2 separate regions of the Homo sapiens genome follow, and region 2 is linked to region 1. Evidence: chromatin contacts called from ENCODE Hi-C or POLR2A ChIA-PET data. All regions are on one chromosome and are shown on one strand. The core of a region is the stretch at or near the end of the contact, and the rest is flanking DNA. Distances in the headings are between cores, read along the strand shown. Region 1 has its middle 8.5 kb from the start of H2AZ2-DT. Region 2 overlaps CCM2 (CCM2 scaffold protein).

The links. A loop is a pair of places that touch in the nucleus more often than their neighbours do. ChIA-PET counts read pairs that join two places held with the same protein, here RNA polymerase II (POLR2A). Pooled maps may share reads with other maps.
Region 2: a loop to region 1 is called in a pooled map, with 2.1 times the contacts of the local background. The contact joins two enhancer-like sites. A Hi-C loop is called at or near these places in 1 of 168 maps with a recorded cell type or tissue (naive thymus-derived CD4-positive, alpha-beta T cell) and 5 of 50 pooled maps. POLR2A ChIA-PET finds 5 or more read pairs at or near these places in 8 of 52 experiments (MCF 10A, OCI-LY7, WTC11 and 3 more).

What each region holds. Positions count from the first base shown.
Region 1 is chr7:44,855,518-44,858,444 of GRCh38, reverse strand. No RefSeq gene overlaps it. Among named protein-coding and RNA genes, the nearest start is that of H2AZ2-DT, 8.5 kb to the right of the region's middle. Within about 2 kb of position 1,309, at least 5 of the 41 ENCODE cell types and tissues checked have a DNase peak (open chromatin) inside an H3K27ac peak, as active enhancers do.
Region 2 is chr7:45,047,165-45,050,273 of GRCh38, reverse strand. The region is part of intron 2 of CCM2 (CCM2 scaffold protein); the gene reads right to left. Among named protein-coding and RNA genes, the nearest start is that of NACAD, 40 kb to the left of the region's middle. Within about 2 kb of position 1,398, at least 2 of the 41 ENCODE cell types and tissues checked have a DNase peak (open chromatin) inside an H3K27ac peak, as active enhancers do.

The DNA of each region.
Region 1 (2,927 bases), core at 60-2,559:
AAAAAGGAAAAAAATATATACAAGTTACATTTCTGCAAGAGAAAAAAAAAGTTTCATTTTCCATTTGTGCATTGCTAGTGGATAAAATAGGTAATGCATGCACATTGTACAAATTCTAGTGACCCAAGTTTTTTTTAAAGAAACAATTTTCTTGTAAAAACATTTGTTGCCAATTTACTTTAAATTTACTTCAACATACCCAGTTGAAAATGGGGCAAAATAAATGAGAATATAAAATAAAGTAAAAGAGGCCATGAGATATTATTGTAGCTGAGTGATGCCAGGTTCACTGCACTATTTGTTTTACTTTCATATGAGCTTAAAGTTTTTGATAAGAGAAAGTTTAAAAACAAAACAAAACAAAATCATATGCTGTATCAGTCAACATTCATTCAGGTTCCAGAAAATACAATGTTTTTTTGTTTTGATACAGGGTCTCACTCTGTCGCTCAGGCTGGTCTCAAACTCCTGGGCTCAAGGGATCCTCCTACCACCAACTCCGCCTCCCTAAGTGCTGGAATTACACACATGAGCCACTGTGCCCAGCCCATCACTTATCTGAACAGAGACAATATAAGATATCATTAACTGGGTATAATATTGTTAACTACTAGGGCCAGGCGCGGTGGCTCACACCTGTAATCCCAGCACTTTGGGAAGCCAAGGCGGGTGGATCATGAGGTCAGCAGTTCGAGACCAGCCTGGCCAACATGGTGAAACCCCGTCTCTACCACAAATACAAAAATTAGCTGGGCGTGGTGGTGGGCGCCTGTAATCCCAGCCACTGGGGAGGCTGAGGCAGAAGAATCATTTGAACCCAGGAAGCAGAGGTTGCAGTCAGCCGAGATCTCGCCATTACACTCCAGCCTTGGTGACAGGGTGAGACTCTGTCTCAAAAAAAAAAAAAAAAAAAAAAAAAAATATATATATATATATATATATATATATATATAACTATATATACTATATATAACTACATATATGATCATATATCTATAGTTAACTACTAAAGGGTAAAAAGAGAACTCTAAGGTGTCATGGAGGTAGCAACTAGCAGCTACCTTGAAAAAATCAAAGGGAAAATCTTAGAAACCTAGAGAAAGGGACCTCTAGAGCTGCAACTCAAACCTCTGAGGAAGGAGCCGGCTGGTGCTGGTGAGGGGGTTAGAGACAATTAGGCTGGCTTTTCAAGAGTTGGAAAAACTGAGTCAGCTGCTGCTACCTAACGAACTGCTCCAGCCAGAGTGAAGTCCTGAATAAGTGACACTCAGAGAAACAGAAAGCGGACTGGAGGGCGCCTTCAGTCTTTCCATTTCCCTCTAGTTCCCCCTATTGGCAAAGCCTAGCAGGGAAGCAAAGGCAAAGCAGAAGTGTGTTTTGCAGAGTCCCAGGCATCACAGCTGAGTATAGAAGGGTGGGTGCATCCTGATTGACCTCATTTAGAACTGGCCAGGCTTGGGCCAGGCTCACTGGCTCACGCTTGTAATCCCAGCACTTTGGTAGGCTGAGGCGGGCGGATCACAAGGTCAGGAGATCGAGACCATCCTGGCTAACACGGTGAAACCCTGTCTCTACTAAAAATACAAAAAAAAAAAGTCGCCGGGTGTGGTGGCGGGCACCTGTAGTCCCAGCTACTCCGGAGGCTGAGGCAGGAGAATGGCGTGAACCCGGAAGGCGGAGCTTGCAGTGAACCGAGATGGCGCCACTGCACTCCCGCCTGGGTGACAGAACGAGACTCCGTCTCAAAAAAAAAAAAAAAAGAAAGAAAAATTGGGCAGGTTCTGGCTCATGTGAGTAGCTGCCTTGCCACTGCAATCTGCCCTAAACCTTTCCAGGAATTTTTACAAAATAATAGTAATAATAATAATACAGTCATGTGCCACATAGGGCATTTATTTGTGGCCCCATAGGATTACAATGAAATTGAAAAATTCCTATTGCCTAGTGACATCATAACCATCTTAGCCATTATAACCTCTTAGTGCCAGGCATTACCCACGTTTCTGGTGATGCTTGTGTAAACAAACCTACTGGCTGCCAGTTGTATAAAAGTATAGCACTTGCAATTATGTACAATATATAATTGCTAATGATAATAAAAAACTATGTTACTGATACTTTTTTTTTTTTTTGAGACAGAATCTTGCTCTGTGGCCCAGGATAGAGTGCAGTAGTGTTATCTCGGCTCACTGCAACCTCCACCTCCCAGGTCCAAGCGATTCTCCTGCCTCAGCCTCTTGAGTAGCTGGAATTATAGACGTGTGCCACCATGCCAGCTAATTTTTGTATTTTTAGAGAGACAGTGTTTCACCATGTTGGGCAGCTGGTCTCGAACTCCTGGCCTCAGGTGTCTGCCAGCCTCGGCCTCCCAAAGTGCTGGGATTGCAGGCATAAGCCACCGCGCCCAGTAGTTACTGGTACTTTTTATCAATATTTTATTTATTTTTATTTTTTATTTTTTGAGACAGAGTCTCGCTCTGTCGCCCAGGCTGGAGTGCAGTGGCTCGATCTCAGCTCACTGCAACCTCCGCCCCAGGTTCAAGCGATTCTCCTGTCTCAGCTCCCCCGAGTAGTTGGGACTACAGGTATCTGCCACCACGCCCGGCTAATTTTTGTATTTTTAGTAGAGACGGGGTTTCACTATGTTGGCCAAGCTGGTCTCAAGCTCCTGACCCCAAGTGATCCGCCCACCTCGGCATCCCAAAGTGCTGGGATTACAGGCGTGAGCCACCACGCCTGGCCCTTTATCATTATTTTAGAGTGTACTCCTTCTACTCATAAAAAAAGAACTGTAAAACAGTCTCAGGCAGGTCCTTCAGGAGGGATCCACAAGAAGGCATTGTTATCACAGGACATGACAGCTCCATATGTGTTAATGCCCTTGAAGACATTCCAGTGTGACAAGATGTGGAGCTGGAAGACAGTGA
Region 2 (3,109 bases), core at 149-2,648, 190 kb before region 1:
AGATGGTACATTATAGCCCACTACACACCTAGGCTATATGGTATTGCTCCCAGGCTACAACCTGTACAGCATGTTAATGTATGAATACTGCAGGCAGGCAACTGTAACACAATAGTAAGTATTTGTGACTCTAAATACATTCAAACACAGAAAAGGTGATGCGTTGTGCTACAATGTTAAGACAGCTATGTCACTAGGCAATGGAAATTTTTTAGCTCCCTTATAATCTCATGGGACCATTGTCATATGTGTGGTCTGTCGTTGACCAATATGTTGTTATATGGCCAAGACTGTACTTCAAATTATCTCTAGATTACTTATACCTAATACAATGTAAATGTTATGTAAATAGTTGTTACACTGTATTTTTTAAATTTGTATTATTTTTTATTGTTGTAGTGGTTTTTTTATTGTTCTTTTTTTGAATACTTTCAACCCACAGTTGCTTGACTCAGGTGAAGAACCTGCAGAGGTACAGGGCCGCCTGCACACTCACAGAGTCCTCACGTATGCACTGACTTCAACCCTTTATGAAGAGCAATTTGGAAATGTCTGTCAAATTAAAAAGTAACCTAGCCTTAGATCTAGAAACTCCACTTTTGTAATTTATCCTATAGGTACAGTAAAACATACATAACAGTTGAAAATAAATTAAATATGTATTAATAAATCACTGGTTAAATAGAATATGACACAGCTATCTAATGGAATATCATGCAACCATTAAAATGGACGAGGCAGTTTTATGTGTGCTAATGTGAACACTCGGCGATAAATCAAGATACACTGTTCAGTGTAAAAAGCAAGGTGCAAACAGTGTATACCGTGTAATCATTTGGGAAACAAATGCATGTGTAAGCTCATATATGGACAGACTGTAAAGACACAAGAAGCTGGTGTCAGCAATTCCTCCCACGGAGGGTGCACATGATTTCTTTTCACCAAGAATCTCTGTTATCATTTGAATTTTGAACCATGTACATAAATTACATATTCAATTAGATAAAAATAAATAATAGGCCGGACATGGTGGCTCACACTTGTAATCTATCACTTTGAGAAGCCGAGGCAGGAGGATCGCTTGAGCACAGGAGTTCGAGACCAGCCTGGGCAACATGGCAAGACCCCATCACCACAAAAAAATACAAAAATTAGCCAGGTGTGATGGTGCAACATGTGGTCCCAGCTACTCAGGAAGCTGAGGTGAGAGGATCACCTGAGCCCAGGGAAGTTGAAGCTGCAGTGAGTCATGACTGTGTCACTACATTCCAGCCTGGGTGACAGAGTGAGACCCTGTCTCAAAAAATAATAACAAATCTGAGAAGAGCTTCTTGGGTTTGTTATCACAAATGTGATTAATTACCCTGTCCCATTATTAAAACCACACAGCAAGCCTGCTATGAGTCCATTCATAGTCACTAGGTGAGCCCACGTGAGCCTTGCACTGCACCAAATCCTACTGGGGAAAATGTCAGCTTGTGATGGAAACTACAGAAAGAATTTTTTTTTTTTTTTAGACAGTCTTGCTCTGTCACCAGCCTGGAGTGCAGTGGCACAATCTCGGCTCACTGCAACCTTCACCTCCTGGGTTCAAGCGAATCTCCTGCCTCAGCCTCCCAAGCACCTGGGACTACAGGTGCACACCACCACATCCAGCTAATCTTTGTATTTTTAGTAGAGATGGGGTTTCACCATGTTGGCCAGGATAGTCTAGATCTCTTGACCTCGTGATCCGCCTGCCTCGGCCTCCCAGAGGAATGTTTCTACTTTATGAAGGTTTTGTGAAGATTAAATGAGAAAAATATATTTAAAATGTTAAATAGTGTTGCTGCACACAGTAAGCATTCCAAAACAGAAGCTACTATTAAATCCCTCTCAACTTGTTCATTAATGTTCATTCTAAAAACAAAATACTTCCCATAAACACCACACTGGAGTATGTGGGATTAAATGTCTCCTATCACTGGTGGATTTTATTATTGTGATTGTTTTTATTTTATGAAATGTATACAGTTTAAAAAGGCAAATAAAGTTCAAAAAATTGTAAAACAAAACAACAACAATCTCCTTTACTAACTGGGACAACCCCATCCACAAACCACTTCCAAGAGGCAGCCACACTGAAGTCTTCTGATTCTTCTAGGATCTAGAGCCATTTTTCTAAATAATGGGCTTATATTCCTATTGCTTATCAATTTAAGATATTGACTTCCAATTGTATCACCATTCCCACTTTCCCTCTCTTTTCTTACAACTTAGATAATTTTTCTTAATCATTACTTAGTTTTTACATCATTTTATTATCTACATTCTCTCACTGACATGCCAAGTAGTAGTCAAATTGCAATTTCTTTATAATTAAACTTTTATTTTAAGGTAATTGTAAATTCTCTTATTATAAGAAATGATACAGGGAGATCCATCGCTCCCTTTACCCTATTGCCCCCAGCAGTGACATCTTGCAGAACTACAGCACATCACACCAGGACATGGATGTAAACACAGCCAGAGCACCCATCACTGTGAGGACCCCTCCTGTTGCCCTTTATAGGCACACCTACTTCTCTCCACCCCTAGCAAACCCTAATCTGTTCTCCACCTCAGCAACTGTGTCATTTCAAAGATGTTACAGAAAGGAACATACAGTGTGAAACCTTTAGGAACGGCTTTTTTCACTCAACATAATTCTCTGGAGGCCCATCCAGGTTGCTGTGTAGTTTGTTCCTTTGTTGTTGCTTTAAGACAGGGTCTCACTGTCATCCAGGATGGAGCACAGTGGCATGATCATGGCTCACTGCAGCCTGGACTTCCTGGGCTCAAGCAATCCTCCAGCCTCAGCCTCCCCAGTAGGTGGGACTACAGGCAGGTGCCACCATGCCCAGCCCTTTGTATTATTGAATAGTCTTCTGTGGCATGGATGGACCTCATTTTGTTTAACCATTTATCCACCAAAGGACATGGAGTTGTTTCCAGTTTTGGGCTACTATGAATACAACTGTTTTGAATATTAGTAGGCAGGTTTTCATGTGAACATAAATTTTCATTTCCCTGGGATAAATGCCTAGGAGTGCAATTGCCAAGTTGTTCGTAGTTGCACGTGGAGATTTGA